2 separate regions of the Mus musculus genome follow, and region 1 is linked to region 2. Evidence: chromatin contacts called from ENCODE Hi-C or POLR2A ChIA-PET data. All regions are on one chromosome and are shown on one strand. Each heading gives the region's core, a stretch centred on a gene start or an enhancer-like site at or near the end of the contact. The rest is flanking DNA. Distances are from core to core; before and after follow the strand shown. Region 1 holds the start of Gstm2 (glutathione S-transferase, mu 2). Region 2 holds the start of Gstm6 (glutathione S-transferase, mu 6).

Region 1 (5,207 bases), core at 1,217-3,716, 43 kb after region 2:
GTCCTTCAGGTTTGGGAAGGCATCCAGGCACTTGGGCTCAAATATTCGGTGTTGATCAAGGACATCATAAACAAGAAAATCCACATAGGTGACCTGCAGGAAGCCAAGGGTGAGTGCTCTGGAATTTGATGCTTGGAAAGGATGGCAACCCCTCCTTCCCACCCCCTCCCTTTACCTTGTTCCCTGCAAACCATGGCTGCTTGCCCAGAAACTCAGAGTAGAGCTTCATCTTCTCAGGGAGACCCTCTAAGTACTCTGGCTTCTTTTTCTCCTGAAGCAGAAAACAACTGTCACCACTTTCAGACACAGACCCCCTGGCAGAGGCTGGCCTCACAGGGCTGTGCAGGCCCCAGCAAGCAGAGGAGAAGTCACCTACATGAGATTCAGTCAGGGATGATATCCAAGCATTTAGTTAGAATGATTAGACAGCCCAACAGGATACAGCCCTGTCTCCTGGTCTCTACCACCATTGTCAGGACCACTGTGCATGAGACGGCTTTGAGCACATGGCTCTGAACTCTGACCTTACATGAGGCAGAAGCAAACAACTGAAATCGTCCAGGAAACAGGCCGTGCTCTACCTACTAGTGCGGTGAGGACTTCAGTACAGGTTCCAAAGAGATGGGGTGAATTTGAGAGGACAAAAGGAAACAGGCGCAGGATCAAAGGCTTTTGGCTGACTGAGTTGCCTATTGGGGACATCTGCTTATCTCTGAGTGTGTCAAGGACACAGCTCTGGGAAGCCATTTAGGAGGAGAGTGTCCCCTATCCTCAGTGTCTTCTTCCCATGAGTGTGCAATCTGCAGACATGGCAAGACTCCAGGACAACAGAAAGACATGACTCAGGACAGAACCAGCACTTAGACCTGGAGGGATCGAACTCTGTCTGTCCTATCAGGGACTAAAGTGTCACTGTCGAGAGTCTGGACTGGACCTTAGGCCAATGACTGGAAGTTTTCATTTGGCAAACTAAGCTTTGAGGTTACTCTGTTGGCAATTTCAAACACTGTGCCATGAGCAGCACTGAGAGGCTCTGGTGGCAAACAGGGCCAGAGCAGATGCAAGGGCAAGAGTGTGGGGCCAGCTCCAACTCACAAAGTCAGGGCTGTAGCAAACCATGGCCAACTGTATGCGGGTGTCCATAGCCTGGTTCTCCAAAATGTCCACACGAATCCTCTCCTCCTCTGTCTCTCCACCTGCAGCACACACAGGCCAGACTCACCCTCAGCATCCCACTCCAGATAAGCCTAGAAAATGACTACTATCCTCCACCCTGCAGCCAGCCCCACTCACACAGGTTGTGCTTTCGGGCAAGGTAGCGCAGGATGGCATTGCTCTGGGTGATCTTGTGTGATCCATCAATCAAGTAGGGCAGCTGGATGGACAAGCAGGGAGGGTCAGGTGGGATATGGGGCACCTGAATCCTTTCTCTGGGTGAGAGCAGACACAGGGCCTGACACTCAGCCTGCCTGCCATGGGAAGCCCTCCATGGGCACAGTGTGCACTGAATGGGAGAGCTGGGACACAGCCCATCACAGAAACACTGTGCAGCCAACAGGGATGGAGCAGGAGAGCAGAAACACTGACCCCCAACCCTCAGCCAGGCCAGGAGATGAGGTGAGAACAGTGTGTCTTCCCCAAACCTCCTTTCCTCCTCCACCTACATTGGGAAAGTCCAGGCCCAGCTTGAACTTCTCACTCAGCCACTGGCTTCGGTCATAGTCAGGAGCTGTGGTGGACAAGAGGATGTGAAAAGAAATCATGCCAGTATCCCAGCTTCCTTCTCTAGGGAAGGAGTCAGGTATGAGAACACCCCCAAGAAGATCTGCAGCCTCACCCAAGAGTAGACAATGCTTCTGAGGACTGTGGACTGTATATCACTAAGATTTTCAAAAGGTTTGAATAAGCCAATTAGTTGAAAAGAGAACCCAGCCCCCCAAATTCAAAACAGTATCTGGAAGAGACAGTTTCTAAATCCAACTCCAGGAGCTCTGTAGAGCTGAGCAACAGGGTGTCAGAGCAGTGTCTCTAGGCACCAGTTAGCAGGGGAGCAGGGGCCTGAGAAACAGGGTGTAATCACCGTCCCCCATGGTGTATTTCTTGTCCTCATAGCTTGTGTCTGTGTATTCCAGGAGCAGGCGGATGGCGTGAGCCAGCTGGAAAGATGACATATGACAAGTCACAGATTGCAAAACCCTGACAGTCTGACTCTGCTGATTCTTGGTGAGCCTACATCTTACACGTAACTGTCTCCCCACAAGCTCACACACACATACCACATAAGCACAAGCTCTCGTGTTTGAACTTCCAACAACTTCTGAACTCAGTCTATCTCCTGGAAATCAGTTCCCTAGCTACTCCCCACCCCACCCCTGTCCCACCCAGCAGAAGCGTTCTCACTCACCCCACGGATGTCCCAGTAACCTAGTGTCATAGGCATAGTGCTGGTGTCCAGAGCAGACCAACCCGGGCCTTGCTAGTCTGAGCTTCCTGATAATGTCTTAGGCAAGGAAGAGGCGGGACCTGGATATGGCTTTCTATTGGACCATTGGCCTACAGTGTCTCAAATTTCAGACATTCCAGTTGAAGGAAGGAGCCAGGGATCCAGGGGCAGGGCAAGATATAGCTAATCTCAGGAACCAGTCTAAGCAGTCAGAAATAAAAGATGGGAATGGGCTAGCACCTGTGTCAGCAACTCCCTCTTCTTGCTCTAGCGTGCTGTTTCCATGGAGAACAGTTGTGCAGCTAGGGACATTCTTGATGGTCAAAGTGGAACCCTGTTATTATCTTCCTGACATTGTCCCTTCTTCATTATCAACTCCCTTCCTGGGTTCTGGGTGGCTCCTGGTGGCTGAGCCAGGACAAAACAGGACACCTCAAGCCTGAGAGATTAATGTCTCTGTGGTCTATAGCTTATCATAGACAGCAGAGGGCATGCAGGACTCTGCTAAGCTGGGCAACAGAGCCACATACAGGTACGACCAGTGGATGCAGTACAGATATTCAGGATCACTGGGCACTGGAAAGATGTAAAGCAAACCACAGTGTGATACACCTTCCCCAGAAAGAACTGCCATTCGCACATGGGGGCTGGTGAGACTGTGGGCAGGAGAGAACATTCGACACTGCAGGTAAGAGTATCAACTGTCACAACCGTTAGGGAAAACAACCTGGTGTTCCTCGAAAAGACAAAACTAGAGCTACCACGTGATCCAGCAATACTCGATATACATCCACAGGAAATGAAATTAGAATGACAGGGGAACACAATTTACCTGAGCTAAAAAATAGATGGCATCTAAGAACCCATTCTCTGACAAATGTACGATGAAAGTGCAGTCCACGTGCACCATGGATTACTAGTCACTCTATAAAAAAGGGGAAAAAATAAAACTAGATATCCACACACAGAGAAACTAGAAGTGAGGGACTGGAGAGATGGCTCAACAGTTAAGAGCACTAATTGCTCTTCCAGAGGTCCTGAGTTCAAGTCCCAGCAACCATGTGGTGGCTCACAACCATCTGTAATGGGATCCAATGCCCTCTTCTGGTATGTCTGAAGACAGCTACAATGTACTCAAAAAAACAAAAATAATAATAGAAGTGAGATTCCTATTTCTCATCCCGGGGTGGGGGGCAGACAGGAAGGGATACAAATAAATCAATGGCCTTAATGTAAGACTTGAAGTTTAGGCCAGCAGAGTCTTGCCCAACACCCGCAAGGGCCCACACGGGACTCCCCACGGGATCCTAAGACCTCTGGTGAGTGGAACACAACTTCTGCCAGGAGTCTGGTTCGAACACCAGATATCTGGGTACCTGCCCTGCAAGAAGAGAGCTTGCCTGCAGAGAATACTCTGCCCACTGAAACTAAGGAGAGTGCTACCCTCCAGGTCTGCTTATAGAGGCTAACAGAGTCACCTGAAGAACAAGCTCTTAACAGTGACAACTAAAACAGCTAGCTTCAGAGATTACCAGATGGCGAAAGGCAAACATAAGAATCCTACTAACAGAAATCAAGACCACTCACCATCATCAGAACGCAGCACTCCCACCCCACCTAGTCCTGGGCACCCCAACACAACCGAAAATCTAGACCCAGATTTTAAAACATTTCTCATGATGATGATAGAGGACATCAAGAAGGACTTTCATAAGTCACTTAAAGAATTACAGGAGAGCACTGCTAAAGAGTTACAGGCCCTTAAAGAAAAGCAGGAAAACACAGCCAAACAGGTAGAAATCATTAAAGAAAAACAGGAAAACACATCCAAACAGGTGATGGAAATGAACAAAACCATACTAGAACTAAAAGGGGAAGTAGACACAATAAAGAAAACCCAAAGCGAGGCAACACTGGAGATAGAAACCCTAGGAAAGAGATCTGGAACCATAGATGTGAGCATCAGCAACAGAATACAAGAAATGGAAGAGAGAATCTCAGGTGCAGAAGATTCCGTAGAGAACATCGACACAACAGTCAAAGAAAATACAAAATGCAAAAGGATCCTAACTCAAAACATCCAGGTAATGCAGGACACAATGAGAAGACCAAACCTACGGATAATAGGAATTGATGAGAATGAAGATTTTCAACTTAAAGGGCCAGCTAATATCTTCAACAAAATAATAGAAGAAAACTTCCCAAACATAAAAAAAGAGATGCCCATGATCATACAAGAAGCCTACAGAACTCCAAATAGACTGGACCAGAAAAGAAATTCCTCCCAACACATAATAATCAGAACAACAAATGCACTAAATAAAGATAGAATATTAAAAGCAGTAAGGGAGAAAGGTCAAGTAACATATAAAGGAAGGCCTATCAGAATTACACCAGACTTTTCACCAGAGATTATGAAAGCCAGAAGAGCCTGGACAGATGTTATACAGACACTAAGAGAACACAAATGCCAGCCCAGGCTACTATACCCGTCCAAACTCTCAATTACCATAGTTGGAGAAACCAAAGTATTCCACGACAAAAACAAATTCACACAATATCTTTCCACAAATCCAGCCCTTCAAAGGATAATAACAGAAAAGAAGCAATACAAGGACGGAAATCACGCCCTAGAACAACCAAGAAAGTAATCATTCAACAAACCAAAAAGAAGACAGCCACAAGAACAGAATGCCAACTCTAACAACAAAAATAAAAGGAAGCAACAATTACTTTTCCTTAATATCTCTTAATATCAATGGAC
Region 2 (5,469 bases), core at 293-2,792:
CCAAAATGTCCACACGGATCCTCTCCTCCTCTGTCTCTCCACCTGCAGCACACACAGCCCAGACTCACTCTCAGCAGCCCACCCTTGCCAAGACCAGGGTAGGTGGCCATGGTCCCCCACCCTGCAGCCAGCCCCACTCACACAGGTTGTGCTTCCGGCCAAGGTAGCGCAGGATGGCATTGCTCTGGGTGACCTTGTGTGACCCATCAATTAAGTAGGGCAGCTGGATGGACAAGCAGGGAAGGTCAGATGGGATATGAGGTCCCTCCATCCCTTCCCTGGGTGAGAGAAGACACAGGGCCTGGCACTCAGTGTGCCTGCCGTGGGAAGCCCTCCATGGGCACAGTGTGCACTGAATGAGAGAGCTGGGACACAGCCCATCACAGAACACTGTGCAGCCAGCAGGGATGGAGCAGGAGAGCAGAAACACTGATCCTAAACCCTCAGCCAGGCCAGGAGATGAGGTGAGATCACCATGTCTTCCCCAAACTTCCCCTTCACAGCACCTACATTGGGAAAGTCCAGGTCCAGCTTGAACTTGTCATTCAGCCACTGGCTTCTGTCATAGTCAGGAGCTGTGGTGGACAAGAGGATGTGAAAAGGACGTCACGACGTCTAAGCCCCCTTCACAAGAAGTCAAAGGCAGGACCCCTTGTGCAAGGAATATGCAGTCTGACCCAGTAAGTCTTTCCAACCAAAGCTGCACACTTGAATAGCACAGCTATGTAGTGAGTAAAAGCCAATCCAAGCCCAGGAGCTATTGAATGGCTATAGGCCTTTCAATGACTAACTAAGGCTTACAAAAGCACTAGGCCTGCAGTGCCTGTAGTGGGCAAACCTCACCCAATTACAGTCAGAATAGGGCCAGCATGTTACAACCATGATTCTATATTGACAACCAAAGCTGCACCCTCAAGGAAGTTTCTGGAAGGGATAAGCTCTGGGTTTGCCTGAAGGAGATCCACAAAGCTAAGAAACAGAGAGATAGATAGAAGCTGCTGGGCACCAGTGGACAGAAGTTGGGGAAGAGTGTGACCAGAAGAATGTCATTACCGTCCCCCATGGCGTATCTCTTCTCTTCATAGCCTGTTTCTGTGTATTCCAGGAGCAGGCGGATGGCGTGACCCAGCTGTGAGAGATAGTGGGTAACATAAGTCCGTTAGTGAAATCCTTCACCACCTCTAGGGACGCCTTTACACCTTTCACTAAGAAGAGAGGAAGGGAGGCGGGGGAGAGGGAGAAAGGCAGGGACAGAGTTTGGACTGGGGGGTGTGGCTCTGACAGAGAGGGGGAGGGGGGGTCAAGGAAAACCCGATGGGAATCTTCTTCGTGGAACCAAGCCTGTAGTCCCGCTTTGTGTTCTGACCCTGGGCCCTTCCCGCCTAGCAGCCCAACCTCCCACTCACTCCACGGATATCCCAATAACCCAGAGTCACGGGCATGATTGCTATTCCAGCCTCGAAGACTGTGCAGTCAGTCACTGGTCGGGAAAGACTCTGTAATGCTCAGCTGATGAGTCTGAGAACAGGTCCGGAGCTGCTCTGCCCCTCCCCAAAGGAACCAACCGTGGAACCATAAAGCCCAACCCACTGTAACAAGTAAAAGCCAATCTAATTCCAGGAGCTATCATCCGAAGGCGGGTCTGAGCTTTCAGATACCGAAGGCAGTGATTGATTGGCAGGCCTGCTTCCATCTGCCCCCTGCTGGATTCTCAGGAAGTTGGCAGTATCCCTGGAGACAGGCCAGCTAGGACCTGTTCTGCCCATCTCCTTTCCTGGTAGATCAGTTTTTCACACCTAGACTCTGGGAATCTGGGCTCAGATCTCAACATATGCATAAAAAGGCATTGCTTCAACCTGAGAGTCTGTTCTTGTACTCATGCTGGAAACAAGGGTTCTGCCAGTCTGACAAACTCCAGACTTCATTGTCCATACAACCTGGAGGTACAGGAGCAGTGAAATGGGAATGACCCAGGACAGGGCCAAACAGAAAAGCAAGCAGTCTCTGTATTTCTCTTGGGGGATCTGAGGCTGTCTCAATTCCTTTCTTATTGCTGTGACAAACACCATGATCAAGGCAGCTTGCATGGCCATCATGGTGAGGAACACAGTAGCAGGGGAGCAGGCAGGCATGGGGCTAGAGCAGTAGCTGAGAGCTCGCATCTATCTGACTCACAAGCAGGAGGCAGGGGAGAGAGAGAAGGAGGGAGGGATGGAGGGAGGGAAGGAGGGAGGGAGGTAGGAGAGGTAACTGGGAATTGCGTATGTTTTTGAAATCTCAAAGCCTACCCCAGTGACACACCTCCTCCAGCAAGGCCACACCTCCTAATCCTTCCCAAGCAGTTTCACCAACTGAGGACCAAGCACCCAACTGTATGAGCCTATAGGAGGTATTCTACAGGGTCATCAAGGTAGTGACTATATAAATTAATAGGCACTTTGGCCATACTTGAGAGCCAAATCCAAGAATCAAACACAGAGAGGCCTTGTGAAACTGAAAGAGTCCCACCACCATGGACAGAACCCCAAACTCAAAGGCACAGTAGCCTGGAGGGACCAGATACCTCTCCTGATTCTAAGGGACAACAGAATGCTGTCCGGAAAGGACCTTGAAGGACTCTGCAGAGGACCAAGTCCCTTAGAGTCGAATTCTCAGCTATCTAACTCATTTCAGCCCTGGCCGCAGCTCCTGGCTTTTGTGTATCTGGGCATAAGAGGGTTGCTCAATGTCCTTCATCATGGCACCTGTGGTTAAAACTCACAGACAAAATCCTACCAATGTCAGAGAGCCCCGGTTCCCTTTAATCAGATTCTTAGCATCAGTGATAAATGAGTTTGAAAACAGACTTGAGGGGAAGGGGCATGGGAATGGCTCACTTGATAAGTATTTGCCAGACCAGTATTAAAATATCAGTACAACCCATGTGACAAAGCTTGCCGTGGTGGCAGGTGCTTCCCAGCGCTGGGGAGGTGAAGAAATACGGCTCCAGCAGGGTGAACTGCCTGGGGGCCAGTTCGGCTGACTCAACAGACTCCATGTTCAGTGAGAGAGCCGTCTCAAAAACTACGTACAAAGTGATTGATAAAGACACCAAATGTCAACCTCTAACCTCCACATACACATGTGTACATGTGTGTTCACAGGAACACAGAGATATAACCCAGGGCTCAGCGACAGGGAGTCAAAATTCAGCTCAACGAGGGGGCAGAAGAATGAATGAGTAAGCACTTGATCATTGCTGTGAAGTTGGGAGTGATTGAGGCAAAGAGGGAGGACAGCGTGGAGCAGAGATCCTCTGGCTGCCCACAGGCTTCTGTTAGAAACTTGCTGATGGATCTGAACAGGCAGGACCAGGCACAGGCGAGCAGAGGTTAAGTCAAGGGTTCCATGCCCCGCTTTCATCTTGAACTACTCTTCCTCATTGGCTGAGCCTGTTTATTCCAGAGGCACAGAGAGGATCTGAACCAGCTGGGATGAAGCCCACGACACAGGTCACAAGCAGTCGAGAGTTCTAGACACAGATTCTGCTCTCTGGGAGGTGAAGGGCCACTCTGGGGAGAAGTCAGTCTATCCTGACATTGGTGGGTCCTGAATAACAGTGTTCACTCAGTGCAGTTGTGTGTTATGAGACACTCTGGAGGCAGGATGTGTAGTAAACTGGATTGTAAGCAGCTTCGACGAGTTGGAAGGGGAGACACAGAGCCTGTGTAGACAAGCCACAGCCTGGCCCTGTCCAACAGGGGGCGTGAGATGGTGCAGAAAGGCTGGGCTAAGCAGGTTCTCAGCACCTGACTGGAGAGACTTCAGGATGTCTTTCTGGCTACACAATGACTGATACTCAGTATTTTCTCTCTGGTAAGTTCAAGTGAAGGCCTCTGATCAGACCTTCCCCCTCGTCTAACTTGCACCCAGACCCTCACACATAGGCTGAGCTAAGTAAGGGGCAATGTTGCACAGGATGACATCATTCCAGGTGACCTTGGGCCTGATTATGTCACCAATAGGATGCTATTGGCCTTGACAGATGCCACTCTGTCCTGTGTGCATGATGGGAACTTCCTGCCTTGGCCTATTCTCTCTCTGTGTCTGTCTGTCTGTCTGTCTCCTTCCCATAATTGAGACACAGCTTCTTCTAAGGACAGGAGAGTAGGCAGGGAGCTTGTCTTCCCATCCCTGATAAAGGGCCCCTCTGAGTATCAAAGCCCTAAATGGAGGACTGCATCTAAAACAAGTGACCACTGTCCTATCTGTTGTGTACTAACAGGCCCTTTGTTCTTTCAGAAGCCCTTATTCAAAAATGTCCTCAAGCCTTTGCAAACACTTGTTTAAACCAGAAACACAAAATAACATAGTGCCTTTTATTCTAGTTATCTTAGTCTGGGTGATAGCAGCCAACCTTGGACCTGGTCCCTAGAGATGCAGCCCTTCCCCTCTACTTCCCCCACAGGGGATCTTAAAGGAACAGGCACTGCTCTCCCTAGAGGAGTCTGAAGCATCCTCCGTCAGACCCCACTGTGTTGTGCTGCCTGCCTGCCAATGGTTAACAAAACTCTTGCCTACAGTTAGCTAGACTCAGCACCCCACTTCTCCTCCTGTACCTAAAACCCCAACAAGGAGGAAGGAGGCTGGGACCCTGAAAGACTCCATGGACCAGAGATGGTCAGTCTCCTGGACTCTCCCCATGAGATGAAATGTGTCTAGATCAGTGATTCTTTGAGCTGAATCTCAGTCCACTGGCCCTAGAAATAAGGGGGAAACTAGGCAAAGAAGTGTAATAAACAGTAAATAATGACAGACTGACAGAGCCAACTCCCATGCAAACAGGTATCTTTTTAAAAAGAAAGCCTGTCCCTTTTCCCAGGCTAGAGGCAGGAAACACAGTGAATGGAGGGAGCCCACTGGAGTCTTGCTACAGCAAATCGTGGTTTGTCTGCAGCACACACGCTGCCTCTGGGCAAGGCCCTTGGGTGGATGTTTTCATCTCTTCTGAGCACAATGTTTAGGGATCTTTTTCATCTACAGTCACCATCTTATTTTGTCCTCTCCAGGACAGAAAGAAGGATGAAGTTGCTCTCAATCCCCTTCTTCTATAATCACGCTTAAATTTTCAAATCTAACATAGCTTTACCATAATTTGCCCTTTAATGGGAGCATCTGAACTGGGGATAGGAATGGTAAACCACCTATTGCTATTTCCTTTCTTGCTTATTTGGTATATTTACTGTGGTAAATTTTGTGGCATCACATTTGACCTTGTGTCAATGCAGTATTACCTTGAGCATTAATGGTGGCAGTGCATTAATGGTGGCAGCTGACCCCACTCATCTTTCCCTTTTGTGACACTAGAGGCTTGTCAGTTTGTCTTTCCCTCCAGCCTCCAAAAGCCACTGCCTCTGTGATATCTGCTGTCCCCACATGTTGCAGCTTGAATACGGAATGCCTCCCGGAGGACCGTACTCTGAACACTTG

Evidence for each region. Hi-C counts contacts between places; a loop is a spot of excess contacts on that map. ChIA-PET counts read pairs that join two places held with the same protein, here RNA polymerase II (POLR2A).
Region 1: a loop to region 2 is called in a map of heart, with 1.9 times the contacts of the local background. The contact joins the promoter of Gstm2 here to the promoter of Gstm6 in region 2. A Hi-C loop is called at or near these places in 2 of 37 maps with a recorded cell type or tissue (heart and left cerebral cortex). POLR2A ChIA-PET finds 5 or more read pairs at or near these places in 4 of 5 experiments (Patski and embryonic stem cell).

Annotation. Positions count from the first base shown.
Region 1 is chr3:107,983,954-107,989,160 of GRCm38, forward strand. It overlaps Gstm2 (glutathione S-transferase, mu 2), which reads right to left and starts at 2,467. Exons shown (of 8, transcript NM_008183.4): 1 at 2,405-2,467; 2 at 2,081-2,156; 3 at 1,665-1,729; 4 at 1,294-1,375; 5 at 1,096-1,196; 6 at 176-271; 7 at 1-93. The coding sequence starts at 2,440.
Region 2 is chr3:107,942,192-107,947,660 of GRCm38, forward strand. It overlaps Gstm6 (glutathione S-transferase, mu 6), which reads right to left and starts at 1,543. Exons shown (of 8, transcript NM_008184.4): 1 at 1,407-1,543; 2 at 1,054-1,129; 3 at 511-575; 4 at 142-223; 5 at 1-42. The coding sequence starts at 1,442.